Regions from separate parts of the Homo sapiens genome. Here all the other regions are linked to region 1. The links are chromatin loops, found by intact Hi-C in ENCODE. Cell type or tissue: heart left ventricle. All regions are shown on one strand. Each heading gives the region's core, and the rest is flanking DNA. Links, peaks and the distances in the headings are about the cores only.

The links. Hi-C counts contacts between places; a loop is a spot of excess contacts. Peaks named below come from ENCODE experiments on the same cell type or tissue, not always from the same donor. Only the 100,000 strongest peaks of a DNase experiment are listed, where the experiment ranks them.
Region 2: a loop joins it to region 1, with 2.0 times the contacts of the local background. A loop is called at or near these places in 6 of 110 quality-filtered maps.
Region 3: it touches region 1 in a loop (2.5-fold over the local background); 21 of 110 quality-filtered maps call a loop at or near these places.

What each region holds. Positions count from the first base shown.
Region 1 is chr15:70,261,828-70,272,282 of GRCh38, reverse strand. No RefSeq gene overlaps it. Among named protein-coding and RNA genes, the nearest start is that of TLE3, 170 kb to the right of the region's middle. RefSeq lists enhancers at 559-853, 2,588-3,266, 3,254-3,303, 4,982-5,635, 9,436-9,585 and 1 more. In heart left ventricle, for the core only: a CTCF peak has its summit at 6,519 (motif pointing right); DNase peaks (open chromatin) are centred at 5,332 and 5,692; H3K27ac peaks cover 229 bases.
Region 2 is chr15:70,121,984-70,132,438 of GRCh38, reverse strand. It overlaps LOC107984734 (a long non-coding RNA gene), which reads left to right and starts at 1,554. Exons shown (of 2, transcript XR_001751739.2): 1 at 1,554-1,657; 2 at 1,881-2,864. RefSeq lists enhancers at 6,595-6,644, 6,655-6,834. In heart left ventricle, for the core only: no CTCF peak of the experiment used is centred there; a DNase peak (open chromatin) is centred at 4,948; H3K27me3 peaks cover 831 bases.
Region 3 is chr15:70,108,142-70,118,596 of GRCh38, reverse strand. No RefSeq gene overlaps it. Among named protein-coding and RNA genes, the nearest start is that of TLE3, 15 kb to the right of the region's middle. RefSeq lists enhancers at 4,993-5,287, 6,240-6,749, 6,750-7,261, 7,774-8,285. In heart left ventricle, for the core only: no CTCF peak of the experiment used is centred there; DNase peaks (open chromatin) are centred at 5,096, 6,785 and 7,105; H3K4me3 peaks cover 493 bases; H3K27ac peaks cover 839 bases.

The DNA of each region.
Region 1 (10,455 bases), core at 3,584-8,583:
TGGGCTCCAGTATCTTATGGCTCAAAGGATTGCCCCTGGTGTGTTCACTCCCCCAGGTCTCCTGGTTGCACATGTGTGCCTGCTGAGTGGGTCTTGCTGCATTTCAAGTGTCACCAGCAAGAGGAAAGCTCCACAGCAGAAGTGATGTGTGCACAGACAGGAGATGCACTGCTTTGAGGTTGTACCTACATTCAGTTGTTCAGAGTCACATGAAGTTGGTCATTGCAGGGGAATGTGAGGGGCAAAGGTCTAAGACCCCAGAGATATGGGTGGTTGAGAGGCTTTGAGGATGGTGTAAGAAGTGTCTCTGTGTCACCCTGTACCACCCACAGAGGCATCTACCCTTCCATCACATCCAGCTCCCATACAATCTGGGGCCTCTGTGTTTGGTGTGAACTGAATGTCCCTGCTTTCTCTAAGAAGTGGGTACAAGTCCAATGACTACAGAGTTTCCTTGGGATCTCTGAGATGACCTAAGGCAAGAGGTTAATAAAACAAGACACAGTGCCTGCACCTGTCCTGAGGCCCTTATGGGTACTCATCAGATCTCCCCTCCATTCCCCAGTCTCCATGTCCCTCACCCTCAACCGGCAATTTGTCTGCTCTGTGCTGCTTACTGAGCAGGATGACTCAGACCTTCATCCCGAAGAGGTCTGAGCCCTTGGCTTGTCCTGTTCTTATTGAGCTGTTGTTGCTGCAATTGCTGACTCACAAGTCCCTTTCATCAGGCAAAAGAACACCAAGAGACTCGCAGAGAATCCCTGCTGTGAAAAGCAACAGGACTTGGCCCTCACAATAATCTGGTGAATTATCCTGCCAGGATGGTAACTCCTTTCATCACTGCTAGTCCACTAGAAAACTAAAGTGACAGGTAGCTGTCACAGCTTCAAATCCAGTGGGACCTTTACAGTGTCACCTGCAGGAAATACTAGCCCCACAACAGAAACATTGGCTGTCTGTGGACCATGACCCCTAACCTCACAGAGCCTAAGGTTTGTGGCAAGTGTAAATCCTGCTAGAGGGTCACTAGGAGTGATGGCAACAGGGAATGGACGTTCAGCCCTGGCTTCCCAGACCCATGGATTCCAGCAGTAGGAAGACAGCACCATTTATTGCCTGTTGGTTAGGTGCATAGACAACATGCTAAAGACAGTCCTCCAGTCCCACAGGGGGTGGTCCCCAAGCTAGCACCTGAGCTCAGCCTTTCACAGGCCATTTCACCATTGTCATGGGCCACTGCTTCTCTGTAATGGGTACACAAGAAGATTAGGGGAGTCCATGGCCATGTGCCCATTGTCATACCTCTTTTGCAGTAGGGCCCACCCTTGATAGGAGTCACTGACGTAGGCGCTGCCATGTAGGTGGAGAAGGCATTCTGTGAGCCTTCATATGTGTCGGTGGAGGCACTGAGGGTAGGAGGACCCAGGAGGACAAATCCGTGTTCTCGTCGGGGTGGAATTTTAATTCTAATTTCCCTAACTCGAGTTCATAAGCAAAGCCAGAGCTGCGACTGAGACTGCTATAAAAAGAAACCTCCTTGACTTTATGCCCAAGGGAGCTGTGTTCCTTAACATTTGCGAAAAGGGAGGCTTCCTGATACATGAAGAAATTACATCTGTTTTTTGGGTTAAACACACACACACACATACACACATACACACACACACATACACGAGACACACACAATGTAGACTGGCTTCCTGTGCAGACAATGTGGGCTCAGTTTTCCGGAAAATAGTTACCCAGTTAGGAAATTCTCCAGTCAAGAAAGCCCAACCAGGCCATTCAGCTCTGGGGAGGGCACTCCGAGACAATGTCTGCTGGAGAAGCACGTTCAGTTTGTGGATTACCAGTGGGCACCAACATCCCCAGCAAGCTTCTACCTGAAGAGCTGGAAGCCACCAAGGAGCTCCAACACCACAGTGTGTCCTCCTAAGTCCACCGCATGCTCCTGCCGTGCACAATGCTTTGCAAACTGTAAAGAGCTCTCCAAATGCACAGCCATTAGCCTGGAGACTGGCCCCCAAAGAAATGGGCTTGGGAAGGGAAGGGACTGTGACATCCTGAGGAAAGCAGAGGTCCTTGGCATCCTGCCATGGCTGAGGGAAGTGAGCCATGCACAACTCCCTAGCTGCGTGCCGCACCTTATAGTCTGTACAGAGATCTGTCTCTGTGGCATTCATTTGAGCCTTTCTCCATCAAAAAAAGACCTCATTACTTCTGTTTGCTAATGTGAACCTGAAGCGCAGGAGAGCTGACTCACTCCAGGTCATGCATGCAGTTAGTGGCAGAACTTCAGTTTGGGCCCATGTCTGTCTCTCCTAACCACTCTGCTCTCCAGCCTGTCATTCATTCATTCTCATCCCCCACTCATCCAAGACAAATCAAGACAGATACTGAGCAGACAGTGCACGCCCTGGAGATGGGGGCACAGGGAAGACATGAGCCTGTTTTCAAATGGCTGCATGGTCCTTCACCCTAAGGACCATGTAGCCATTAGGCAGGAGAATCAGAGGCTGAGATCTGGCCCCCTTTATTTATTGTCCAGTGACCTTTGTACTGGGCTCATGGTCATTGCTCCTGACATTTGCAAAGCACTTTACTGCAGGCAAATGCTTCCACATGCAACTTGTCAGTGGAGCTGGTGGGACCTGCATCGTGTCTCTGCTTTATAGACAAAGAAGCTGCCGTTACCGTGAATTGCCCGCCGTCCTTTGGCAGAGCTAGTGGCAAAGCCAGGCTCTGAGCTGGGCCTCCTGGCTCCAAAGCCAGTTCTCCTTCCACTCCGCCGCCTCTGAACACAGAGCAACATGGGTGAAACCTTTCATGCATCTCTCTCCTTTCCCCCTTGGCTTCTGAAACACAAGTGAGCCTAGGAAGGAGAGGTGACTGCCAGCAGCCTTTTAGGAGAGACGTTCCTGTACTCAACAGTTATTAAGTGTCCACAGCATGTGAAGCACTGCCTAGCCCATCGTGACAGCTTCAGATTGACATGATATTAGAAGGCAGCCGTGACTTGGGTACCAAAGGACTGGGAACACCAGCGTCAGGTCTCCCGCTGTGGCCACTGTCCTTTCACAGCCTCTGGGAACACCCCCATGCACACCCCGACATGGGAGGGCAGTCAGCTTCTTTCCCAGGTGCGGCCCACAAGGGCGACGGGGTGGGGACGGCCCCAGGAGAGCAGAAGCCCTCGGGGCTGCAGTGTGATTAAATTCTCTGTTGTGAGAAAGTGACACTATGATCTGATTCATACCAGTAAATATGTGATTTACATTTAATTCTGAGTAACCTTTCTGGGCTCGGCGAGGTGTGAAGGAATCTGATGGGGCCAGCTCCGTGGAGAAGGAGGCGATTCATATTCATTAAGACCTCCACATTAGCCAGCTGAAGGGTGGCAGAGCCCCAGCCCGCCCTCCTCCTCATGCCTGCCGAGGTCACGGCTGCAGGGAGGCCAGCAGTCACACTGGCTGCCACCTGGGGATGGGGGTGCAGGTTAGCGGTGAGAGCTGGAGGCACCAAGAGAAAGTGGGAGGAAAATAAACAGCAGGCCCACGAGTGACACTGTCCAGGTGATGTCGGCCCTCCAGAGTTTGCTGAATGAGTCCTATTGAGCCCTCGAGGGTGGAAGAAGAGATATTGATCGAGGAGGTGGTAGCTCTGAGAAGCCCCTGCTGCTCCCTTTGTAGGACTTACAAGGCACTATAAAGCCATCTTTGCTTCATACAGGCTTGGGGCAGAGAGAGAAATGCTAAGGAAAGAGGGTTGGGGTCTCAGGACAAGGAGAGTGGTGCTCTTGGCCCCTGAGAGCACTTGTTCAGGTTTTGATGAACTGAGCTGAGGTCACCCCAGGTGCACATGGCCCGATGAGCTTGGGAAGTGAAAGAAGTGAGCTGAGATAAGGAGGCATGCATCTCCCATGGACGAGCTCCCCAGATGTCCTTGGACCCTCCACTTGCCCGTCCTCTTAATGGGAATATCTACAATGATTAATGACAACCCCAAGAGCCTGTGTTTGTGGAATGCTTGCCGGGTGCCCACTCTGTGCAAAGCCATCTTACATGCATGCTTCTACTGAGTTCTTGCAGTAGCTTTATGGAGGAGTGACTACGAGTACTTCCAGAGCATTGACGAGGATACTGACGCCCATTTTGGGCAAATGACTCACCCTAAGTCATGTACACAGTTCGTTGCAGAGCTTCTGTTTGGACACATGTCTGTCAGACTCCAGAGCCTGCTCTCCCAACCACTGTGCTCTCTGGCCCTTCATTCATTCATTCTCGTCATCCACTCACCCAAGACAAACCAAGACAGGTACTGAGTGATGGGGGCACAAAGAAGACATGGGCCTGTTTTCAGAGAGCTCTCCATGGGGGAGAGCAGGGAGACAGATCATTATCATTCAAGGTGGCAAACATCACCTGCTCTTAGTTGGGCATGGACTTCTTAGAGTGTGCTGGGGAGAGAGAGACCACTGTGTGCTGGAGGAATCAAGGAAGGCTATCTGGAGGAGACATTTTAGAGAAAGCCTTGAAGGATAGTTAGAAGTTTGTCAGGAGATAAAAGAGAGGGCCAAAAAGTATTGGGTGTGTCTAGGAAACAGCACACATTCTGGGGCACAAAGAAGATGCTCAAAGAGGAGCCATGGGAGATGAGGCTGGAGAGGAGCCATGGGAGATGAGGCTGGAGAGTGGGCCAGGTTGTCAGGAGAGCCCAGGCAGAGGGGACAGGCAGTGGGGAGCCATGGAGGGGTTTATGCAGCGAGTGGCATGTGGGTTTGCTTCAGAATTATAGCTGTGGCAGAAGCGGATCAGAGTGAGGTGCCTGGGGGACCATGGCTTGTCCAAGGGGACACTTACCCTAGCCTCTGGTAAGTCTCTGACATTGCAATTGGTTTTTATTTGGATTGAACCTCTTTTTTCAACAGAGCAGGGGCCTAAAGCTTTGCCTAGCACTTTTCTGGGCCCTTTGAGGATACAGAAGGGAAGAGAATATGACTTTTGACCTCAGGGGCCTTTCATCCCAGTTGGGCTCCGGGCTGACCCAGAAGCCATTTGGGAAGAGTGAGCCGAAGGGCCCTGGCTGGGCCTGCCTTTGTCCCACCACAAAGGAATATGTCCAGGCTGCTGCTGATGATGTGGGGGTCATTATCTTAGAGAAGGCACTGTGAAGATGTGAAAACAAAAGGGAGGGTGTGGAGTGAGAGAGGAGGGAGTCCAGAACAGCCCTCTAAGCAACACCCACGTCTAGGAGGAAGCTGAGCTGCCCACAATCAGGGAGGAGAGCGGTGACGCCTGGGTGTCCAGCAGCTGAGGCCAGAAAGTGTGTCAAGGAGGAGGAAGTGTCGGCAGTGCCAGGCCGGGTCCATAGCCCACGTGCGATGGGGGAGGAAGGGCGTCCGCTAGATTTGGCAACAAGGAGGTCAGAGGCAGCTGTCAGAGGCCAGCCTCAGCGGCCTGGAGGGGGCCGCAGCCAGACTGAGGGAGGTGGGAGGTGAGGAAGTGGGAAACACTTGTGTAGATGCCCCCAGGTGAGAGGTTTGGCTGTGAAAGAAAAGCGGGGGTGGGACCACAGCGGGAAGGGGTCAGGAAGCCAAGAAAGGGATGCTTTCCAGAAGAGGCTGAACTTGTGGCAACACTGTTGGCCAGGAGCCACGAGAGAGGGAGGGAGCTTGGGGATGCAGCAGATAGGGGCTGATGGAAGGAGCGGTCTCTGAGGGTTAGGGAAACTGCTGCGGTGGAGACAGGGAGGAGGGCGGAAGGCGGGCGTGGGCGCAGCCGTCAGTCCACAGGTTGGGTGGCAGGACCCGAGGGCCTCTGGAGTCGTGCTGTGGAGGGTGCTGAGTCTGGGCGGCTGGGCCTGTGTGGAAGGTCATGGTGGGCCTCCAGCTATACCACTGTTGCCTTCTGCCTTTCTCAATTCACCCCTCACTCTCCTCTCCTTCTCCTGCCCCCGCCTCACATCCTGGAGAGGACAAGAAGATGTAAGGGCCTTCACCTGGTGCCCCTTGGCCTCACGGTGCTGGTGACACTGGCAGAGATGGAGAGGGGAAGCAAGGAAGCCCTGAGAAGGCTGCTGCCTGGGAGGAAGACGCCAGAGCTGCAGTGTTAACCTTGTGGGGGAGCAGGGGGTGGTGGGGGGATGAGAGCCGGTGAGGGAGTCAGGAAGCTGACGGTGTGGGGAGTAAGGAGAGTGCCTGGGTTCACTGCGCATAGGCTTGGGCAGGCTGGAGGAAGGAGCTGTGGAGAAAAGCCACAGAAAATAATTTCTCCACAGGTCCGTGGGCCCCGTGGTCCAAGGTAGAGCCAGTTTCCTCTGCAGGGAGTTTTCAGCGAGCGAGAAGAGAGGAGGAATATAGAAGACAGACTGGCCTTTCATCTGGGCTTGACATCTGCCATGCAAATTGTCACAGAATGATGATGTGGCTGAACCGGTGGCCAGATGGTCATCGTCCTCAGTGGCTGGTCATGGAGCACCCAGAGAATTGCCAGAGGGTGTCACTGCATCCCCCAGCAGGTGGAGCAACCCTCCTCCTGCCCATCTTCCTTCTCCATTCTCCAGAATGAGGCCTCTCTCCTCCAACAGGTGACAGTCACTAAGGCACGAGCCCTAGTGGGACAAAAGCATCCCCATGTGCAGGGGGCAGGGCTGGGCCTCGGGGTCAGCCAACTGGAGTCTGGCTTGGCGCTGCCCTCTGGCTTTAGCTGTTTCTGTATCCACCTCCCGTGGTGCGCTTCTTAGCCCCCTAGGTGCTGGGTCCCCAAGCCCCCTGCTCCCTCCAGGAAAGGGCTGCTGTGGTCCCCATGGGCAATTCAGTTCCTGTCTGTCTTCTTCCTTTCATAATATACACTGGGGAGAGGGGGCTGAGGTCGGGGGTGAGGACAAAGGTGGGGAGACTCATTTAGTTTTCATGAAAGTTCTACTCTCTTGGAACACTTTTGGGGGCTTGGCTGGCCTCCAGGAAGACAGAGGCAGGCAGGCCTGTTGGAGAAGGTTGTCCAGTGTGTGCACTGCTCAAAGGCACCTGGTGGGGGCTGGGTCAAGTGGGACCTGAAACCCACCCTAGGCCCACTGGTCAAGCCCTGGTATGGGCTGTGTCTGCCCAGAGGAGGAGCCTTTTCTAATTCACACGAAGGCGTTGTATAGGCTGGCTGACTCCTCCAAAGGTTGGAGCGTGTGCCTGGGAAGCTCCACACACCTATCCTCAGCCAGGTGGGTCAAGGGGACCTCCAGGTCAAAGGCCTGTAACAAGAACCTTCTGGCAACCTGCATATGCAGCTCAAGTGGCCAGAGGAGGGCTGGGAATTGGAGGATTTCCAACCTATAGGTCCCTTGGAGAGGTCAGGGTGGAGCGTGGGGTGGAGTGAGGGTGGGGCAGGAGCCGGCGTTGGGGAGGACCTAGGAGTGTAGGTTCGTGGCCAGGATAGGAGGAGTGAACAGAACAGAGATGACAGCACTGGCTGGGGAGTGCTGGGCCTGGCTCCTGCACTCCTGGGACACTCCTGGGAGACTCTTGGCAAGTTGCTTTTCCTCCCTGTGCCTCAGTTTCTTCATCTGACAAATCTAGAGGGAGGGAATAGACCAGGGCAATGACATGCATTTAGTCACAGGAGACAGAGTTGGGTCTGCAACTTTGACATGTCCTGGGGTCTGGGCTTGGATTTCAGTCGCCCTCCCTCCCGCCTACCCACCATCTCTCTCTTTCCTGAAAGGAAGGGAAACAAACCAGAAAGGGATCTGCCTCCTTTGCGGCGGGGTTTCGGGTGGGGGCGGTGGGGGGGTTCCGTTTCCATCAGCCCCTGGAGGAGCAAGAGGAACAGGAAAATTACAGTATCAGCATGGAAACTACAATTGGAGGCGTCTGATTCACCAGGGAGGGTGACTCGTTCCTCTTTTTTTATTTTTAGTCGCTATTATGTCGGCAAGGAGGCCTGTGCTCATTAACCTGTATTGCCAGAGCAGAGACTGCGAAACCGCTGGTGAATAAACCTGCCCCAGCTGCCCCCTCTGCTCCCATCAGTTATTTATAGCCTGCCTTCCCTCTGGTGAATTAATTAACTTGTACTTGAGGCCTTGGACAGTATTGTGTTTAGTTGGATGTCTGTGTGGAGGCCAGTGCTGGAAGCGGGTAGCAGGAGTGGAGTAGGCTGGAAGGCGGGGCTGCTGGCTGCCCCCAGCCCTGCAGTCAATCTTCCTCACTCCAGCTCTGAGCTCCCCCGCAAGCCACTCCCATGCATGGCAGAGGAGGATTGAGGGGTCACTTGTACCGCAGCTTCACTGCTTAGAGCCTTGGAGCTTTGGGATTTTAAAAGCCAGTTTGACAACGTACTAGGACAAAAAAAAAAAAAAAAAGTACATCCTTTCCTCTCAGCAGGAAAGCAAGGGCCCAAGAGGTAAAGCTCCAAAAATCTCTGGGCCAGAGCAACGCAGGCTGAAAGCTGTATCCCACAGGCAGGGGTTCCCTGGAGGGCTGGGAGGAGAGATGAGGCTGGAGGACGTTTCCAGAAAAGGCAGGGAGAAGCGGGGTGCATCAGCATGGACTTCAAGTCTGTGAGAAATGCCCAGGACCTCAAACCCAGCCTCCTCAAGTGAGAGGCAGCATCTTGTTCAACCATTCATTAATTAATTGGTTCATTTCTTCATTCAATAGCATTTGTAAACTCCCCAGTGTGTAGATGAATGCTGAGCTAGATTGTCCCTGCACTTGTCGCAAACCTTCTTTGTCTGCTTGTACACACCCCTCTACACTCCCTGTCTAGTAGGGAGCCAGTGTCTAGCCAGTGAGGATAACGTCCACTGATTGGTCGCCTCTGTATTGCCAGAAGCACCTAGCCCAATGCTGGGCACATGGTAGGATTCAGTTATCGTTTGGGGACTTCCTTGTCTCAGGTTTCCTAAGGAGACAAGGACTATAAGCAATGCCAGCCACCACCTCCCCCAACTCCCCATCAGCATCCCCAAGGCTGCCCTAAACACACACAGTCCATATAGAAATGGAGTCCTGGCCTTGTCAATGCAACATCGATGCCAGTCCCCTAGGAGCCCCCATCTCCTACCCCCAGATGGCCTCTCCTGTATCCCAGAGCCCTCTCCCCTATCCAAGCTAGATCCCAGGTTCTGACCTCCAGTGCAGGCTTCTGGACAAGGGCACCCCTGGGGGTCATCTCTTGTCACTGCTCACAAGCCCCACCCAAGCCCAAGGCCCCAGACACCCACTGTCCAGGCTCACAACCACTTGCTCCCAAAGCAGGCAGCTGGCCAGGCGCTGGTCATGTGGAGGGGCTACTCTTGGAGTCACATGTCTCCTGACAGAAGTGGACATCCTGCTTCCTTTCTCCCCTGGCAGTGCTGACTCCTAGAGGAAGGGGATTGAAAGGGGCTAAGCCTTGGACTTCACCCATGAAATTCAGCGCATTTACTTTTCAGGCCTCTTTGCACCACTGCTCACCAGGTGCTCACAGCCAGCAAGTGCCAGGCAGCCTGATTGTTGCTCTGGGGCTCCGTCCTGCACCCCGGAAGTGGCCTTCTGGGGTAGGCTTGTGACCCAGCCCTCCACACCAGCCTGGAAAGTTTGGAGGTCGGGCTCCCACCCTCTCTCAGCACCTTGAATGACCTTGCTGAGTATTGATGATGAGTTCTCATCAGCACTAGTGATAATATGAAAATCACTATAATTAGAGCTGGCAGGTTGGTCTTGCTCTGCATTAGAGATGATGTGAATTGCTTATAGGGGAATTCCCCACCCCCAAGTCCCACCCCACCTGGGAGAAGAGCTTCACACCCCAGACCTGGCTCTCTCCAGCTCTCCAGTCTCCCCTGGGCCCCCGGGGCCAAGGCCAAAGTTCTCTGGGCACAGTTTTGTGCCCAAAAATTACCCCTTATGCCTGCAATTTTCCATTTGCACCTTCAAAATAGAGTGCAACTGGCTAATTGCCATGGCAATTAGGTAATTGCAGGTGCAATTAACATCTTTCCAGCAAAGCAGGGGGAGAGGGAGGGGAGACAGGGGAAGAGAGAAACAGTGAGAGGAAATGCAGGAGCCTGCAAGACAGACCAAGAGGTTGTGAGAGAAAAACCGAGGGGATGGGGAGAGAAAACAAGAGTGGGTGGGCAAGGAGAGAGATGGGATGGCTAGAAAGAAGAAAGGTGTGTGTACAAAGAAAAATACATCAATAAGACTCAGCCACTGTCTTGGAGGAGCTGATGGCCTAGAGGTGAGAAGGAGGCCCAGAGCAGAGCAGGAAGGTGGATGTGGAGCATTCCAGCCTGGTGGCACCGGGAAGCTTTCCCAGGGAAGGTGGTGCCTGAGCTGAGCCTGGAGAAGGGCTTCTATAGGTGGGCAAAGGGAGGCGGGAGTCCTGGTGGTTATATCAGCATGAGCCAAGGTCCAGAGGTGTGTGAGCCCAAGTATGCCCCATAGGACTTCCTGCCATAATGGGAATGTTCCAGACCTGC
Region 2 (10,455 bases), core at 2,633-7,632, 140 kb after region 1:
GCCTCCTTGGAGTCCCTGATGAACCCTGCCTAGTCCTTCCCAAGCCTCTCCTCCTCCCTACCTCCCACACACGTTCCGCTTTAATCAGCAATCCTCTCTCCTTTCAAACTCCTGGCTGGGCAATGGTAGATGAGCTCATCTGGTCAGTTCCAGCTGGCTTCCACACCAATACATTTGAAGTGCTAGCACAGGCGAAATGAAGATTGGTGCTATGTTTAGGGGAGGCATTAATAAACCAGGATGGGTCCAGGAGCCAGTGATCAAGCTATACCCCAAAAGCCAAGTCACAGGGGGAGGCCCAGGGACCAGGCATCATTTGGTCTGGTGAGAGTCTGACCCGAAGAGCTTACTTTGGAAGCTGGCAGAGCCACTACGTGGATGTGGAATTCATCTTTTGTATAGCCATGGAAGGCTGAATTTCACCAAAGAGAGGAGTATCCATAAAGCAGAAACAGCCCAGTTCCAGAGCTGTCCAGCCTGCTGCCTGCAGAGGCCTCTAAAGTTGGCAAAAAGCAAAGGCCAGCCTAATCCCCATCGGCTGGACACTAGTCAGAGAGGGCCACCTTTAAAATTACCACTGCTAACACACAGGGCAGTGCCCCCAAGACCCCAGGCCACTCCACCCTCAGCAACTAATAGGGGCCAAAGTTCCTAGGAGGGGCGTCAAAGGTAGCATTCTCTCTCTGTTTACATCCGCTAATGCTAGAACCTGATGCACTTCTTCCCCTCTCCTGGCCCTGAGACACAAGACGTCTCTGAAGCATGGTCCCAGAAAAGGCCATGCCAAAATGTAAATGATCAATAACAGTGAGATCAGCATCGAGGCTGGGAAGAAATATGACTCTGGACCAATGCCTTAAGCTACAGAGAAAAACTTCCTAGGTATAATACCAGGCAAGGCCAAGCTGCACATGGGGACTAGCCATTACGGAGCTCGATGCCAAGTCCTGTACTGAGGGCTGGACCTCTTCTATCTCATTGGATATTCCTTCTCAGAGGGCCACTGCATATTCCTCACAAACCTACCTGGAGGCAGGGGTCAGGCCGGCCATGGAGGTGGGAAAGCAAATCTTTTAAAAGATACCTTTCCGTACTCTCTCCTCCATGAAATAGCATTTTACATTATTAAATAGAATACCACACTGGAGCAGATCTTGCAGAAAGATAAAATAGAGAGTGGACTCAGCCCTATCACAGAAGGATCAAGGACTGCAGAAGGATCAGGGGCCCCTGTAGGTTCCATCTTCTCCGATGTTTGTTTTTCAGATTGTTAAATACTTAACAGAGGGAGAGACAAAAAGCCAGTGTTCCAAGCCATTGCTGATTAAGTATCAATCAGAAATTAAGACAGAACAAGTCTGAAATTGTAATGATCCTTTTTAAGGACAGGCCTTTGTACACCTGATATATATATTTGTAATATACATATATATGTATATATTTATAAATCTGCCTGGCAGGAAGCTAAGCAACTAAAGCATGTGCTTAAATAGAGGTCACCTGGCGACCCTGGCACTCAGATGGGTATCACACTTCTTGTCTTACAGGTGAGAAACTGGTGCTCTCAGAGAGCGTATGAGTGGCCCAATGTCACACTACCTCTGGGTGTGTGCATGTGGAGCCAGGATTTGATCCTGGGCAGATCAAACCCCAAGTGGTAAGTGCCACTCCTTCCCTCCTACTGTCACACCTCCCCAGTGCAGGCAGAGGAGTTACATGCAACATGCAAATGTCTTCCCTTCTCCTAGTTGGCAGGGACCTGGGCTTTCCTTGTCAGCGCGGTGGTGGGTTCTGGGTCAGACACTGCAACTCACACTTACTGAGCATTTCCTATGTTCAAAGTTCTAACTTCCATGTGTCATGTTATTTAATCATCACAGCCACCAGGTGCAGTCGATCACATGCTGACCCCCCACTTTACTGATGAGAAAACTGAGACCTAGAGAGGTTGAGTAACCTGTCCAAGACACCTGGATGATAAGCCGGACCCAGCCAACAAGCCCAGCCAGCTTGATGCCAGAATCCTCTTACCTGACCTCTGTGCCTGCCATCCCAGCTGCTAGAGTGGAGAGCCGGCCTTTCCTCGCTGCAGGATGGACCCTAGGCCTCTCTCTGGGTTTCCAGATCCTGCTCTGAAGAGCCGGCCTTTCCTCGCTGCAGGATGGACCCTAGGCGTCTCTCTGGGTTTCCAGATCCTGCTCTGGAGAGCCGGCCTTTCCTCGCTGCAGGATGGACCCTAGGCGTCTCTCTGGGTTTCCAGATCCTGCTCTGGAGAGCCGGCCTTTCCTCGCTGCAGGATGGACCCTAGGCGTCTCTCTGGGTTTCCAGATCCTGCTCTGGAGAGCCGGCCTTTCCTCGCTGCAGGATGGACCCTAGGCCTCTCTCTGGGTTTCCAGATCCTGCTCTGGAGAGCCGGCCTTTCCTCGCTGCAGGATGGACCCTAGGCGTCTCTCTGGGTTTCCAGATCCTGCTCTGAAGATGAGGAGATGACATTTAGCACCAGCCTTCTCTAACTGGCTCTAAGAGGAATCGGTGTTCCCTGGTGGTTCAGGAGTCAAAAGGGCCAACTGTAGCTTTATTCCTCTTTCAAAGGAAATAAAGCAGAGGTCCTATTTGGGGATAGGCCCTATGCCTGAGTTACTTTGGCACTTAATTGCTATTATTTAATTGCTGTATTGGGGAGCACAAAGTGATCTACTGCAAAGTTATTAGCAAATTCTAGTTTTAAGGAAATAATTACTGAATTCTCCCTCCCTGGGTTGAGTAATTCCTTCCAAGATGCTCAGCGACATTAAGCATTTTCACTAGGGCCACTAGCAGCTCTGTAATATGCAAATAAAGTAACTCTGTAATTACCAATAAAATGCTTACTGAAGTGACAAATTTTTACTCAGCAGCGAGTTGGGGGAAAAAATGGCATCATTTGTTTTTTAAGGATCCTTTAACCTTGTTAGTTGGCATTCATTTCCGTGCTGTTTTATGGTCATTTAAAAGGACAACGGAGCCAGTACGCCTGCCTTGATGGGGAGAAGCCCTCCTGGGAGCTCCCTCTTCCAACCAGCCTTGCCCATTGTGTGGAGGCTCGGATGGGCCGATCTGGGTGCTGGGGAATTGTAAGCACATGGCAGACCTGCCCTGAGGGTCTCTGTGTATGCTGGGAGTTTGGCTTTCAACTGGGTTCAGGGCTGATCTTTCCAGGTGGACAGATACAGAGTGACCTCTCAGCCAGAAGCAGCTGCCAGAGCGATCCTTCTGAAAGCCCAAGGATGGCTGTGTTGCCCCCTGTTTAAACTCTCCCTTGTGCTTTAGGGATAACAGCATCAAGTCCTGTCATTTCAGGCTCTCAAGGCCTTTCACAGCCAGCCAGCCAGTCAGGGCACTGGACACAATAAGGCACAATAAGGGCTCAAGCTACCTCTTCGCCAAGGTCATCCATGCCTCCCCATGCAAGCTTGATTTCTCTATCTGTAAAATTGTGTATCGGTCAGCATAGACTGGATTATGCAGCAGTAACAAGCAAGTCCAAAAAACTCAGTGGCATAAAACAATCAAAATGTATTTCTTGCTCATGCTACATGTTCATCATGGGTTAGTAGGAGTTTCTGCTCATCCTACTCACTTAGCAAAAAGAAGGCTGATGTAGCCATTATGGCAAACATTGCTGGCCTGTCACCATTCTGGAAGGAACATGAAACATTATCCAATCTGGAACGATGTGTTACTTCATTTCACAAGGCATTGGCCAGAACTATTCACATGGCTCCACCTCACCAACCACAAAGGGGTCAGGAAGTGAAATTCTACGTTGTACTCAGAAGAAAGAGAATCAGAAGTATAGGATGACAGCACTAATGACCACCATAAATGGGGATTTTTTTTTTTGAGACAGGATCTCACTCTGTCACTCAGGGCAGAGTGCAGTGGTATGATCACAGCTCACTGCAGCCTCTGTCTCTTGGACTCAAGCAATCCTCCTGCCTCAGCCTCCAGAGCAGCTGGGACTGCAGACACACATCACCATGCCCAGCTAATTTTTTTTTATTTTTTAGGAGAGATGGGGTCTCTTTATGTTGCCCAGGCTGTTCTCAAACTCCTGGGCTCAAGTGATCCTCCCACTTGTGTCTCTCAAAGTGCTGGGATTACAGGTGTGAATCACCACACCCAGCCCACAAATGGGGATTTTTAAAATTGTCTAAGAATGATCTTCTAAGGGTTGTTGTGAGAGCTGAGTGTGATCACACTTGTAGAGAGCTTAGCACGATGCCTGGCACATGGTAAGTGCTGAGCCAATACTACATAGTAATAGGTGCTCCATATCTTCTACATGCTTATTGGCTCTCTCTCTCTCTCTGGATCACTATAAATTGTGGTGATCAGAGAAAGCTTTCAAAGAAAAGTTAACATTGAACAAAGTCTGGATGACGCTGCAATATCAGGAGATGACTCTCTGAAAGGAGGAAGGGCGTGAGCAAAGGCAGTGAGGTCAGACAGTAGGATGCACAGGGACAGCTCTGGGAGATGAGCTTCACTGGCATAGAGTTTTTCAGAATAGTCCAGCATTCAATAGATAAATCTCAAAGAATGAGAAAAGTGGTCTTTATTCTGAAGCTTGAGTTGGCAGAAACAATTCACAAATCAGGAAAATTCCTTTGATGTGCCCTGCATTTAATTCTTGGCTCAGAAAAATGCCTCTGGAAAATAAGGTTGGCATTAGATCATCTTAACCCTTGATCTAAAACCCAGATCCCAGCTGAGAAGCTAGGCCTCCTGACTCCAAGTCCAGAGGCCACTCCACAGCCCTAGGAAAATCCCCGTGCAGTGGCTGACCTGGTTTTTTCTCCTTGTTGCCAAAGGCTCCATTTCTGGGTGACCACAGTTGCCCCTGGGGATAAGTCTTCTCTCCTATTTGCATTGGTAACTGCTCAAAGTCCCACCAAGACCTTGGCAACGTGCCACCCACATCGTCTCACACTGGCCCAATTGTTTGTGGCAAATGCCTCCCTTTTGAACTCTAGACCTTCTGGAGGAAACGGTTTCAATAGGAATAACTCCCAGCTCTCCCCAGTCTTGCCATCTGGACGTCTGGAATGGATCTTCCAGGATACATGGCTCTTTTGAAGGAAACGAATTCAATTGGTAATTGTGTTCCCATTTAATATGCCTAAGGAGTGGTCCTGTACTCTTGCTAGTACATTTTTTTTCATTCAACAAACACTTATTGATCTCCTACTGCAAATTAGACACTGGGCTGGGTGTGGGGGTGGGGAGGTGGAGAGAGTGGACGCTTTTTACAAAATGCCTTTGACCCAATAGAATAAGAAACACAATAGAGATAGGCACCAAAATCTATGGGAGCCCAGCAAAAGGGACAGTAAATTGTACCTGGCAAGTCCAGAAGGCTCAGAAAGGAGACTGGGCCACCAGGCACTGAAGAGAATGACCCTGCAGAAATTTAGGGGGGTCCTACACTTATTCCAAAGAGGAGGCTCACAGTAGTCCTGGACAAGTTTAGGATGCACACAATGAAACATGAATCCACTGAACAGACATTTTAATATGGGACCTGCTGCTTCTCAGGCACAGAGCTGGATGACTGAGGTCTCCCGAAAGGAATGAGGCATAGCCCCTGCCCTCAAATTGCTTACTGTTTGGTTATGCAGGTTAAGGTCTGAGCACTGATTATTCTACCTCACAGCCCAACCGCAGCATTCACATTGCCTTAGAAACCCTACTAAAGTTCTTCCAAGTGGATATAGCAAAATATTCTCAGGAACCAGGGGGGCCCAGGGCAGGCTTGCTGGAGGAGGTGGCAGAACCGGGCTCTGGAGAGATGGAGTGGTGGAGAGCAGGGAGGCAGGGGCAGTGGCACACACAGGCAGGTGACCACAGAGCCAAGTCACAGGCACAGCCACACACACACGTGTCCCAACAGGAAGGAAGGTCTGTCTGAAATAACGGGGGCAAAGCTGGGGTGGTGGGGTGAAGAGATATGGTATGGGCCTGAGGTCACCAATGTCATCACCACCTTTTGCTTGGCCTTTTGTTTGGTTCTTTCTCTGGATCCCACCTTTCAGCAGGCTTTTTCTTCCGAATAGACCACTTCTATTAAGCAATGATCTGTGTGTTTTCCCACAGAATAACCAGTGTTGGCTCAGTTATTATTATTCTAGCCAAAAAGAAAAAGAACACTTTCTGAACATTTCACTCTGGAGCTCCAGACTCTTCCATGGCTCCCCGTTACCCTCAGAATAAAGCCCAGCATGTGAGGCCGTTGACCACCTAGCCCCTCAGCTCTCTGCTAGGCCTTGCTGAAGTACTTGTGATTCTCCAGACCTGCATATGTGCCCCTCTCCACATGGAAGCTTCTCTTCCCAACCTCAGTATCTTCTCTTCTCTCTGGGCTCAAACCTTAATGCTTCCTCCAGGCAGTGTTGCTGACCCACGGATACAGTCTCATTGCTGAGCTCTGATCACTCTGTGTGGTCATGGTTCATTTGCTTGTCTGTCTCCCTCAGGGGGCTGTAAACACCCGGCAGGTGGGGACTCGCATCCAACCTCCAGTGGCCAGCACTGTGGGATATAGAAAAACTCAATAAAGTTTGAGTAGTGAGCAAGTGAGCACATGAGTGAATGTGAAGTGTCATTTCTGGTTGACCGTGGAGTCACATCACAGAAGAAGGTAGCAGGCATTCACCAAGCTTCAGAAAGGCGTGGAAAGAACCTATAGATTACACATGAAACCATCCTCACAGCTGCCAGACCACAGATGCCTGGCACAGGCACTGGGGAGACAGTGGGGATTTTGCACATGGGAGGGACAAGCCTTTTCCAGCCATATCTCGTTAGATAATTTGCCCAAATCACACTTGTTGTGAGAAGCGGGGTTGAGATGCCCCAAGTCTCTTGGGCTTGGGGGCTCCTGCTCTCTGCAGTGCCCCAAGAGATGCTGGCTGCTGAGGGAAGGAGGAATCTCCCCAGGCAGAGGTTACCTTGTGCCCCTCTGGAGTTTGCCCACCCTGGGGCTCTACCCTAGAATGCTCCCCTAGCACCCTCTCCCCATGCCATCCCTTAACCAGCTAGCTCCTCCCACCCTTCAGCAAATACACCCTGCCTCAGGGATCTGTTCATATCTGGTTAGCCCTTATGCACCCCCTGTCCCAGTCAAGAGGGCTGGGCAGATGGTGGAAGCACCAGCCAGGTGGTACTCACTTCTCTCATGGGTGCTTTTCCCATCCTCTCTCTCTCTCTCTCTCAATATTTCTACCTTCTGGGCACAGACAGGAGGCAGGATCAGTATTTCTGATTCCTCATGAGATGAGGTCCTTCTGATCCCTCCCACGTTCTAAACCCCCATCCCTTACATTGTCACCACCAACAGCAAGTATTAATTGTGCACCTATGGTGTGCCAGCCACTGGGGACCCAGACACACCCCAAACTCAGTCCCTGCTTTTGACGGGTTTGAAGAGACAACATGAAGGATGAAACTGTCATTAAATAACTTGCACAGGAGTCCCAAGTAGGATGGGGGGCAAAGGGGTCCCTGGTACTGAAATTTAGAGGGTACCAAAATGTAAAAAATGACATTTATTATTTATTTATTATTTTATTGATTTTGAGATGGAGTCTCACTCTGTCACCCAGACTGAAGTACAGTAGTGCAATCTCGGCTCACTGCAACCTCTGCCTTCCGAGTTCAAGAGATTCTCATGCCTCAGCCTCCCAAGCAGCTGGTAGCTGGGATTATAGGTGTGTGCCATGACACCCAGCTAATTTTTGTGGGTTTCTTTTTTTTTTTTTTTTTTTTTTTTGTAGAGACAGAGTTTCACCATGTTGGCCAGGCTGGTCTCAAACTCCAGGCTAGTCTCGAATTCCTGACTTCAAGTGATCCTCCCGTCTCGGCCTCCCAAATTGCTGGGACTACAGGTGTGAGCCACCACACCTGGCTAGGAATGACTTTTAAACATTGAACACATTTCTCAGCCCTCCTTTTTAACTCCCATGCCAGTCTATGGAGAGGACTGGGTAGGTGACCAGTTGGCTGGAGGCAACCTCCCTCCCATTCCATGTGGCCATGGACCCAAGGGTGCAACTCGTGCTTGGTGTCCCAGGCACCTACATTGTTGGCTTTGGCTACCACTGAGCTCAACAGTGAGCTGCTTGGTGTGCATATACAGCTCATCACAGAACCAAACTCGATCATCCTGAGAGGCAGGGAGGATCTCCCTGCTTTAGCTTGAGTGTTTGTCCAAGTGAGTGGAGCAGCAGAGATTTGTTTCCAGGTCTGAGAGACCCTGAAGCCAGGGCTGTGGCATCCACTGTCTAGTTTTGACCCTCACAGTGGTCCAGCTGGGGAGGCTGAGCAGATGGACATATTCTCACCTGGCAACTCATCGATGGGGTTCTCCACTGTTAAAAATAGACAATATCACCATTTTCAGGGGATGTCAAAGGCTTGCAAAGACAGACATCCATCCCTCGTTGACCAGCCATGCAACATCATGGATAGTGGTTGCTTTGTGGGCAAAACCCCTGGCCTTGGGGCTAAGGATAAGGAGGGGCAAAGGAAGAAGGAGAGTCCCTATTTTCCTCTCCGTCCCCATCTTGCCTCTCCATACTTCTAATCCTCCCCCACTCCAACCCACCACTAGCCACACTCATTCATTCATTCATCCATTCACTCCTAGTGAGCACCACTCTGTGCCAGATACTTACCTAGCTCAATCCTCAACATCAAGGAGCACTTTGTTATTACCTCCATTCCACAGAAAAGAAAACGGAGGCTTAGAGGTTAATTATCATCCAAGGTCGTGCAATTAGCAGGGGATGGGATTCCAACTTAGGGTCCAATTGTGAAGTTCTTTGAGCCATATTCCCACAGGAGGGCTCCCATCTGCTCCTGCCCTCAGTTATTCAGCCGTCCTAACAGGAAAGGAGCCTGGGAGCTAGGTGAGCTAGGTGTCCGTTAGGAGAAGTTTCCAGAATGCAGGGCTCCTCTTTTTCCTCCTCAGGCTTTTGCCAGCCCCACATCCCTGAGGCAAGTCCCTCGGCCTCCCTTGGGTTCCCCTTTCCTGGACCAAGAACACTTACTGGAGCATGCCAGAGAGGACTAATTAACAGTCTGCAGAGGGCTTGGAAGGTGAAAAGCAGCCTTCAAGTGGCAGCCTATTATCCCTAAGCTTCACATATGAAATAATGAAATTCCAGGTTCCAAATGGAGAGGAAAAAGTCCTTAACAAGGTGATAAAGGGAGGCAGCTAAGGGCCAGGTAGAGGGGAGGGTGGTGAGTTCATTCTCACCTTTCCCATGCAGGCCCCAATAGGCCCTGGGCTAAAAGTGTGGGGTCTGGGTCAGCCGCTGCTCCAGGCAACAACCTGCATCCTGGAGGAAGGAGAGCCAGCTTCCCACAGGATCCAGAGGCAGGTGGTAAAGTTGGAAGGGGCAGTTCTAGGAAGGAGGAGCCCTGGGTTCTAGTCCCCACACTGTCACTGACCTGATTCCTGACCCTGGAGGGCTCCTGCCCTCTCTGGACTCTGTTGACCCAAGAATTGACCCACGGAGTTCCAGCCCCACCCCCAAATATGGATGTCCCTTGAGGATGGGGGCTTGGCTTCGCTCCCACTGTGTTCCTGGCATGAAGTACCAAGCCCAGTACCAAGCAAGGGATCAGTAACTTTGCTGATGAGCAGCTGACTCTGGTGCTGATAGTCTGGAGTTCTAGGACTCTAAGTGTTCATTCTGTCCTAGAGTAACACAGCAGAGAAGGAACAGTCCTCCCTGTGTCCTCAGGGAGTTTCCTGACTGGCTGGGCAGCAGAGAATAACACACACACACACACACACACACACACACACACACACACGCACGCACCCCATTAATGGGTTCCCTGGGGGCAGGGATCAGTCCCACTCACTGCTGGGCCTCCAGGGCCTGCCAAAGGGGCAAAGTCACACTCAGACATAAACTCTTGGTTTTAGCAATCCAATAAACAGTCATGAAACTAAGTGAGGAAAGTTATTAGATTGAAGGGATTTGAGGGAAAGTCCCATCAAAAAGTAAAACTTGATCCCACCTCCACTTCTTGGATGAGTTACTTAATCTCTCTGGCCTCAGTTTTTTCACCTATAAAATAGAAACCATGAGAGGACCTACCTCACCAGGCTGTTCTAAAGTTAAATGAGTTAATTCCTGTACAAGCTGAGAACAGCATCTGATACAGTATCTAATAAAGTCAGTTATTATTACTTTTATTATTATTATGTACTTGGTTATCATTATTTTCATTCATCAATTATTATTCTCTTCACCTCTTTGCTGCCACCTGGAGTTCCTGGAACCCCTTCACGGCGTACAGCAGGGAGACAGGGAGGGCAGATGCCATTTGCACAGCCATTGGGACTAATAAGCCCCAGCACCCCAACACACATGGCTGGGGTCCACATCTCCCACCTGGCAT
Region 3 (10,455 bases), core at 3,036-8,035, 150 kb after region 1:
AGTTTTGCCTTTTCCAAAATATCATATCACTGGAATCCTAGTCTGTAGCCTTTTCAGATTGGCTTCTTTCACTTAACAGAATGCATTAAGATTCTTCCTCACCTTCTCATGGCTTGATGTCTCATTTCTTTTTTTTTTTTTTTAATTTTTTTTTTTCTTTTTTTGTAGAGACAGGGTCTCACTGTGTTTCCCAGGCTGGTCTTGAACTCCTGGCCTCAAGTTATCTTCCTGCCTCGGCCTCCCAGAGTGCTAGGATTATAGGTGTGAGCCACTGCACCTGGCTTCTCATTTCTTTTTATCACTGAATGATGTTCCATTCCCTGGATATAACACAGTTTATTCATTCATCTACTGAAGGACATATTGGTTGCTTCCAAGTTTTGGCAATTAAGAAAAAAACACTGCTATAAACATCCATGTGCAGATTTTTTTGTGTGGACATACGTTTTCAACTCCTTTGGGTAAATACCAAGGAGTGAGACTGCTGGGTCATATGATAAGAGTACTTTTGGTTTTGTTTAAAACTGTCTTCCAAAGTGGCTGTCCCATTTTGCATTCCCACCATCAGTGCATGAGAGTGCACACATACTCCGCATCCTCCCCAGGATTTGGTGGTATCAGTGTTTTGGATTTTGGCCCTTCTAATAGGTGTGGGGTGGTATCTCATCACTGTTTTAGTTTGGAATCCTCTAATGACATATGATGTTGAGCATCATTTCACGTGCTTATTTGCCATCTATATACCTTCTTTGGTGAGGTCTCTGTTCAGATCTTTTGCCCATTTTGAAATCAGGTCGTTTGTTTTCCAATTGTTAAGTTTTAAGAGTTCTTTGTATATTTTGATTAACAGTCCTTTATCAGATATGTGTTTTGCAAATATTTTCTCTCAGTCTGTGGCTTGTCTTCTTATTCTTTTGATAAATTAAATTTTTTACTATCAAGACACTCACGATACATACATCATGTTGATAACACAGATCGCAATAAAAGAAAAATATTCTTGATTATATTCCTCCAAGGATGATGATAATAATGATGATAGTAATGACTGTTCTCATCTTTGAAACCCTCACTATGTTCTGGGCCCTTGGCAATTGTCTCATGTGACCCCACCACAGAACCTTGTGTGGTAGGTATTACTATCCTCATTTTGCAGATGCTACAAAGGAGGCTCAAATAAATTAAGTGGCGAGACCAAGATTTCATGCTAGTGAGCAGCGGGGCCAGTATTCAAACTGAGCACTGTCAGCCCCATGGTCCTTGCTCTGAATGCTACAGTTTCAGCCTGTGCCATTTTCGTCTTCCACCTCCCATAGTTGGAGACTTCAGTATACAGTTCATGTCTCTCCCGCCCCCAGAACTTCTTTGATTCTTACTATCTTATTTCAACTTCAGGATCTTCCTAGAAGATGGACATTCTTAAAGAAGAACTAATTGAGACTCTAAGAGGTTAAATGACTTACTTACAGTCACACAGCCAGCCAGCGGGTGACTTCAGCTAAGCTGCTTTCCCAAGCCACATCCCAAGCTCCTAGACCCCACAGTCCAACTTTTCCCACTACTTTGACCCAGAAAAATTGTCCCTGGATTGCTGCTGTCATTCCTGTCCTGCTTCCCCCCTCCCCCATACTCTCTCCCATCATTTTTCTGTGCCTACTGGAGGAAACATTCTAAACTGCCAAGCCAATCAGGGCTCTCCCTGGTGCCAGTCATCCTGCCTTCCATCAATCCTCAAGAGGAAACAGCAACTCCCTGGGATGGCACGCCAGGCCACAGCACCCTACCTAACTCTTTTGCCTCTGCAGCCACAGCCCCCACCCTCCACATGCCCTTCTTGGCTGAGCCAAACCCCCTGCATCTGCTCTTCCTTGAACCTCCAGGGCTCTGCCCACATTACTTCTCGGGCTGGCATGCTTTCTCCTCCTGCTCTCCACCTGAGCCAGCCTCCTCACCCACCATGGCATGAAAAGGAGCTCTCTTTCGCCAAGCACTGACTCTCATCACTGGCAGTGCCAAGTACTTTATTTGCATTTTATTTAAATCACATAATAATTTGGTGGCAGGCGTCATTAGCCCCATTTTACAGAGGAGTAAGCTGAGGTTTAAGAGGTGTTAAGTAACTTGGCTAAGGCTACATGGTGGATAAGTGGCAGAGGTGGAACTTGAAACTTTGTCTGTCTAACTTTACATACAAGGGTCTTGACTTCATTAGTGACCCCCATGCTCCCAAGCCCTCCCCACCCCCTACCCCAGATTGCTCCCATAACACCTATGCATTTCTCCGTGATTACACTTCATGACGCTCTTTTTTTTAAAGGACTTTAAAAAAAATCAGTTTTAGGTTTACAGAAAAATCAAGCAGAAAGTAGAATTCCCCAACACCCTTTCACTTCACCCCCAGTTTCCCCCGTTACTAACATCTTGCATTAGCATAGTACATTTACTATAATTGATGAACCCATAGTGATACATGATTAGGTGAAGTCCACAGTTTACATTAGGGTTCACTCTTGATATTGTACATTCTTTGGATTTTGACAAATGTATAAAGTGTCACACAAAGTAGTTGCTCTGTCCTGAAACTCTCCAGTGGTCCACCTATTCATCCCTCCCTTCCCTTTAACCCTTGACAGCCTCTGATCCTTTTCCTGTGTCCATAGTTTTGCCTTTCCCAGAATGTCATCTAGCTGGAATCATACAGCCTTTTCACACTGGCTTCTTTCACTTAGTAATATGCATTTAAAGTCTCTCCCTGTAATTTCATGACTTAATAGCTCATATCTTTCTTTTATCCCTGAATAACATTCCATTGTCTGGATGTACCACAGTTGGTTCATTCATTTACCCATTGAAGGGCATCTTGGTTGTTTTCAAGTTTGGGCAATTACAAAGCTGCTGTAAATGTCCCTGTGCAGGTTTTTGTGTGGATATAAGTTTTTAACTCATTTGGATAAATACCAAAGAGCACAACTGCTACAGCAGCAACATCCTCTCTTACACAACACCACCCATCCTCTCCGGACCCCAGCCAAAGAACTCTCGGAAGCAGAGAATGTGTCTTGTCCTTCTCCATCTCCAAGACTTACATATCATGGGTCCTCAATAAATATCTGCTGAAACGAAAAATGCAAACAGACAATCATATACCTCGGATTTTCCAGGACATTTTAAATTTCATATTATTTTATTCTTTGCAACAAAAATGATTTAATATAAGCATAACCAAATAAAAATGAAAAATGCCTATGTAAGGCTTTCTATATTAAAACATTTCACGAACAGTTTTTTTTTAATGCATCCTTTGCTAGATACTGACTCTTGCCTTGGGATTCCAAATATGCAGTTGCCAGAGGGATGGTGAGAGGGACCTAGGCTGGGCATCAGACCTCGGTCACGTCCCTTGCCCACATGGGGCCATCATGTCCTCCTATGACACAAACACAGGCTGTTCTAGGAATCCCTGTCAGATGAGCCTCCCCATCCCACCTACCACTCTCCAGGGAAGGCAGGGGATTAGAAGGGGAGAAGGCCAGGTCTCTGTTAGCTGAGGTCCCACTCACAGAATGGGGCCCCAGGCCCCAGCAACAGGAAGGAAGAGGTAGGAGTACCCTTAAGCCCTTTCACTGAGAATAACAGTCATGTTCATTTTAACACATTGATCATGAGAACATTCATGTTCTTGATGGATTGATTTAATTATTATACAGCTCATTGATTTAGGGACTGTTATCTACATCACTGATCTCCAAGACTTTTGGCACCAGGGACCAGTTTCATGGGAGATAATTTTTCCACGGACGGGATGGCGATGGTTTTGGAATGAAACTGTTCCACCTCGAATCATCAGGCATTAGATTCTCATAAGGAGCACACAACCTAGAGCCCTCGAATACACAGTTCACAATAGGATTCACACTTCTACGAGAATCTAATGCTGCCGCTGATCTGACGGAAGGCAGAGCTCAGGCAATAATGCTTGCTCATCTCCTGCTGGGTCTCCCTGTTCCTAACAGGCCCATGGCCAGATACTGGTCCACAGCCCGGGGGTTCGGGACCCCTGATCCACATTCATAGATTCAGTTCCACCCACAAATATTTATTGAGTGCATACCACAGGCAAAGGCTCTGTTTTAGGGCTGCAGCAGTGAACAAGACAGACAGAGTCTCTGGCTGCCTCATGGAGATGGCATTCCCCACTGCAGGAGACAGACAGTGAGCAATCACGGGTTGTTAAAAGGTGAAAGTGCTAACAAAGAAACAAAAAGTAGAGCAGGGAGTAGGGTGAGCAGTGGTGGAGGTGGAATGGGACTGACTCCAGTATGGTAGGCCATGTTCAAAAGGTGAGGTTCTTAGCAAGATGTGAAAGAAGAGGGAGAGAAAGTTAGCCAAGAAAACCTTGCAGGCAGAAGGATCAACCAGTGTGAAGGCCAGAGGCGGGGCTGGATCTGGCACAGAGGAGGGGGTGAGTGGAGTGAGCGAGGCAGAGGGGCAGAGGACAATGGGGACAGGTCCTCTCCATGATCTGTTTGTGGCCCACCAGGCCACTGAAGGACTTGGGCTTTTCTTGGCTAGAAATGGGAAGACAGGGCAGGGTTTGGAGCAGAGGACTGACATGATCATCCTGACTCCTCAGTTGAGCGCAGACTACACGGAGGGGTGGAAGGGTGAAAACACAGAGGCATGTTAGGGGCTGCAAGAGTCTGCCAGCAGAGGCAATACTGTGGCTGGGACCTGCTGGTAGCAGCAGAGTGGGTGACAAGAGGTGGGACTGGGGATCTGGTTGGACAGTAGAGCCGTCATGATTCCCTGATGAGACTGGTGTCCACTTTAAAGGTCTAGGGGGGAAGCCCTTACCTAAGCCCTGTACTTGGGCAGCCCTGCGCATGGCCCATGGGAAATGGGAGATTCCAGACCTGCTTCTTTGCCAGGTAGGCTGCTGATGCTGGGGCCACCCAGAGACGGAAAGCACCTGGTACAACTCCCCTTCTCCGGAGTGCATGGGCCCCAATCCCAGTTCCTCTTGGCCTTACTGTCAATGGCACAATGATGGTAGCTTCCTATTGCACTCCCCAGAAGCTGACCTCCCAGTCACCCGGCCCCAGCATTCCAGTTAAAGAGGAAGCAGACAGGGCCGGAAGTCGAACTCGTGCCCCAGCATCCTCATACCCAGCCAGGAGCTGGGGCCTCAGGAGGGTTGGTGGGGAGAGCAGGGGAAGGGGTTCCTCTCAGCACGATTGAAATAATGTGTGTCTAGCCATTGAGCTAGGTGGTGTTTGCATGTAAGGTCAGAATGCCAGCCTCTCCTGGAAACAGCACTGGCCTTTGACTCGAAGATCTACGCAATCGAGTCCTGTTCTGCAGTTATTAGCTACCTGATGATGAGTACATCAGGAAACCATTCGGGTCTCTATTGCATCATCCTTAAAATGGGGACAATGGTGGCCATCAGATAAATGCAAATCAAAACCACAATGAGATATCATCTCACACCAGTTAGAATGGCAATCATTAAAAAGTCAGGAAACAACAGGTGCTGGAGAGGATGTGGAGAAATAGGAACACTTTTACACTGTTGGTGGGACTGTAAACTAGTTCAACCATTGTGGGAGTCAGTGTGGCGATTCCTCAGGGATCTAGAACTAGAAATACCATTTGACCCAGCCATCCCATTACTGGGTATATACCCAAAGGACTATAAATCATGCTGCTATAAAGACACATGCACACGTATGTTTATTGCGGCACTATTCACAGTTGCAAAGACTTGGAACCAACCCAAATGTCCAACAATGATAGACTGGATTAAGAAAATGGCACATATACACCATGGAATACTATGCAGCCATAAAAAATGATGAGTTCATGTCCTTTGTAGGGACATGGATGAAATTGGAAATCATCATTCTCAGTAAACTATCGCAAGAACAAAAAACCAAACACCGCATATTCTCACTCATAGGTGGGAATTGAACAATGAGAACACATGGACACAGGAAGGGGAACATCACACTCTGGGGACTGTTGTGGGGTGGGGAGGGAGGGGGAGGGAGAGCATTGGGAGATATACCTAATGCTAGATGACGAGTTAGTGGGTGCAGCGCACCAGCATGTCACATGTATACATATGTAACTAACCTGCACATTGTGCACATGTACCCTAAAACTTAAAGTATAATAATAAAAAATAATAATAAATAAATAAATAAATAAATGGGGACAATGGTGTCTATCCAAGAGAGCTGTAAGGGAGCAGAGATGTGAAACCACTTCACAAACTGGAAAATGCTGCACGAAGGTCAGATGAATGCTCACAGCCTGGGGGAGAGACCACATGTGCCCAGCTAAACGTGGAGCAGGACAGCCTGGGATGGGGGCGTCAGACACAAGTAAAGATACCATGCTAGCCTAGAGAGGGAGGTGACTCATTCTGACTAAGGGGGTACAGACAGCAAAGGTTTCACAGAAGAAAAAAGGATCTTGAAGAATGGATGGGTTCAAATAGAGAAGAAACGATATTCCAGGTAGAGGGAGCAGCATGGGCAAAGGTCTGAGGTGTGAAAGTGCACAGTATATGTCCGCAGGGAGCGATGGAATGATTCTGAGCAGGGGAATGGCAGAACCCAATTTGCTTAGAGGTCACCCTGGTTCCTAGGGAGGGATGGAGTGGAATTGCTAGGGCTGGCTGAGCAATACTGAGGCTTCAGCCAGCTGCACTCTCCAGAGGAGAGGGGAGCCCGCCCAGGTTCCCCCCGCAGTCTGGATCTGCGTGGGGGAAAGGCAGATGGAAGTGGAAAGCTAGTGAGGGTGGGAGCCTGAGCCAGGCTGAGCCAGCTGGCTGCCCCCTCCCCCTCCCCCCAAGCCTCCCTCTGCCCCAGCCCACCCCCAGCCCCTGGGAGCCTGAAGACCTGTTTGTTTTCCTTGTAAAGAGGGGAGCCCTGCCCTTTGTGAGATTTCTGCTTGGGAAGGAGCGAAATGTCTGCTTGTGCTGCTGCCTGGATTTCCAGCTATTGACAGAGACTCTGACAATGAAAGCAAAGGCCAAGAGAGGCAGAGACAAGGCGGCTGATTAAAATGTTCTTCCAGGGGGTAGTTCAGCCCTGCCCAGGGAAGGCTGGCTGGAAAACCCGTACTGGAGTCCTTTCCTCCAGAGCTGTAGGCCCAGTTCATGGTGGGGCTGTGAAAATAGTTGAGGAGTTTCTGCACCCCACCCCAATCCAGCTGATCCAGCTCCCAAATCCACTGCTGTTGTTCCACTCCTCCCTTAATAACCAGGGTCACTCATAGGACCAGAATTTGAGGCTCAGTGTTCTGTTTCTAAAATGAGGGCAATGATAGTGCCCATTTGGTGGGGTTTGTTATAGGTCAGGTTCTCCAAAGCACAGACTGAGATGGAGCAGAGTTGCCGATGAAAATATAGGACACCCAGTACAATTTGAATTTCAGATAAACAACGAGTGATTTTTTTTTTTTAGTATAAGTATGTCCCATGCAATATTTGGGACATAGTTATACTAAAAAAAAATTCATTGTTTAAAGGAAATTCAAATGTAACTGGGTGTCCTGTATTTTTATTTGCTAAATCTGGCGACCATAAAGTGGAGAATATTCCCATGCAGGGGACTCACTGGGGAGTGTTTCATTGCCAGCGCCTCACCTGGAGGCAGGATGGGGCATAGGGAAAAGTAGATAGGGCTTGATGAAGTCACAACAATGTCCCCGCGACCCCACGGGGAGCTCTGGATCTCGGTTGGCCCTTCAGAGCTGCCTCAAAAGGGCTGGGGCACGAGGCCTCCCGGGACCCTCACATCCTAGCATCATTTGAGGCTGGCTTTCCTGGGGAGGCAGCTGGCTGTCTTCTGCTGAAGTGGTCTCAGCTCAGTGTTTTCCTTTCCCAATACTCTCTGCAGCTGGGGCATGGGGCTTCAGTGCTGAGGGGGTTCTGCGTGCAGCAATCATGACCCTGTTGTTACACAGTTTGATGAGACAATTGTGTAAATGGCTTAGCTCAAGGCTGACACCTACAAGTCAGTCATTTTAGTATCCCCTGAATAAAGGCCAGGTCACTTAGCCTGGCTCTCAACCCATGAGCCATCCAGGGCCAAGTTATCTGCTCTTCTGATCTCCCTCAGCCCCTTTTGGGAGCCCTTTCCAAAATCATGTATGTTAGAGTACCATCTGGGAAGGGGTCCATGTCCCCCATGGGTTGATGACCCCACGTGTGGATCCTCTCTATACCTCAATTCTGCGGACCCCAACCAATAGTATTACAGAGATCTTCTGAAGATCCATTCTGAAGCCCAGCCCTATAGACACAGTCGTGGGGGCTTTGTTCTTGTTCAGTCTGTGTCTGGCCTCATTCTTGTCTGAGTTAGAAGTTACAAGTCTGCAGTTAATTAGGCTGGAGAGGAGCTTCTCATCATTGGCTAAAAGAGGAACCCTGTGTGCCAACTGTGGAGGGCAGCCTGGTTCTGGCTCCCATTCTCTCTGGGTTTGGCCTCCATAGAGAGGGAGGCTGCAGGCAGGTGGGCTGGGGCTGCCTGCATGTTTGGCCCTTGCTGGCTTTGGAGGAGTGTCTCCCTACCTCTCACCCCCTACACACACATTCAGGTCTACTGAAAACCCACCCACCTCTGCATTCTCCTTTTTCGAGGACTCCAGGAACCCTTTGATGAACATTGACTTCTAACATTGAGGCCTCTGGCTCCCCAGCTTCCCATCTTTCTGTGTCTCCCATTAATGTGAGACATATTTAAATTCTGGGAGCAGAGAATCTGGCTCTAGGTAGAAAAGCGTCCAAGCTTGGATTTAGATAAAGAGGCTGAGGAGTCTGAACACATTGAGACCAAGCGGTTGATGTGTCCTCATTCATTCAGAATCACTCACAGTCATTGAAGGCTTGCTGCCAGCTGCGTTATCTTGCTTAATTCTCACAACAACCCTGTGAGCAAGGCTCTAGCATTATCCCAATTTTACAGATGAGGAAACTGAGGCTTAGCAAAAACAAGTGTCTTGCCTAAGGTCCTAAAGCAAAAAAGCTAGGGTGTCAGGATTCCAACTTGTATATCTGCAAGTAGCACTTAAGCTCTGAGTAGCAGGCTGTGCCTAGGTTGCGTGGAGTCACCTGTTCATGTATATGCTTAATGGCCTTGTGTCATCATTACATTCAATATCACTACTCTAATAAAACAGATAAACATCAAGGAAACATAAATGACCCCAAAAAGCCTCAGTCAGGCAGAGATTGGCACAGTAGGGAGGTCTGCTGGAAGAAGCAGGAGTGTATCAGTCAGAGGCCAGGTGCTGGGAACAAGAATCACCCCAGCTATTGAAACAGACATTTAATAGAAGCAATTAGTATCTTAAGCTAGAGGAGAGGCCTGGGGGCTTGGCCTGCAGGAACTAGAATTCCACAGAACTCACCTGCCAGAGTCGCTGCCTCCTTTTATTTATTTTTTTAAATCCTAGTAAAAAACACATAATATAAAATTTATCATCTTAATCATTTTTAAGTATAGAACTCAATAGTAACTATATTCCTGTTGTTGTGCAACAGATTTTTGGACTTTTCATCTTGCAAAACCTAAACTCTCTGCTAATTGAACAATAACGCCCCATACCTCTCTCCCACCCGCCCCTGACAACCATCATTCTAATTTCTGTTTCTATGAGTTTGATTACTTTAGATTCCTCAAATAAGTGAAATTATACAGTATTTGTCTTTTTGTGGCTTTCTTATTTCACTTAGTATCATGTTCTCAAGGTTCATACATGTTGTAGCATGTGACAGAATTTTCTTCCTTTTTAGAGCTGAAAAATATGTCATTGTGTGTCTATACACACACACACACACACACATCCACATCACATCACATTTTCTTTATTCACTTATCTGTCAGTGGACATTTAGGATGCTTCCACCTCTTGGCTATTGTGAACAATGCTACCATGAACATGGGTATGCAAATATCTCTTTAAGATTCTATTTTCAATTCCTTTGTATATATACTCGGAAGTGGGATTGCTGGGTCATATGTAATTCTATTTGTAATTTTTTGAGGAACCTGCATACTGTTTTCCATATAGGCTGTACCATTTTATATTCCCACCAACAATGCACCAAGGGTCGAATCTCTCCACACCCTTATCAACAATTCTTTTTTTAAATAGCAGCCATCCCAATGGGGGTGAGGTGATATTGCATTGTGGTTTTGATTTGCATTCCCCTAATAATTAGTAATGTTGAGCACCTTTTCATATGTTTGTTGGCCATTTGTATATCTTCTTTGGAAAAATGTCTTTCCTTTGCCCATTTTTTGACTGAGTTATTTGGTTTTTTATTATTCAGTTGTAGGAGTTCTTTATATATTCTAGATATTAACTCCTTATAGATATGTGATTTGCAAATATTTCTCCCATTCCATTCTGTAGGTTGCTTTTTCCCTCTTTTTTTTTTTT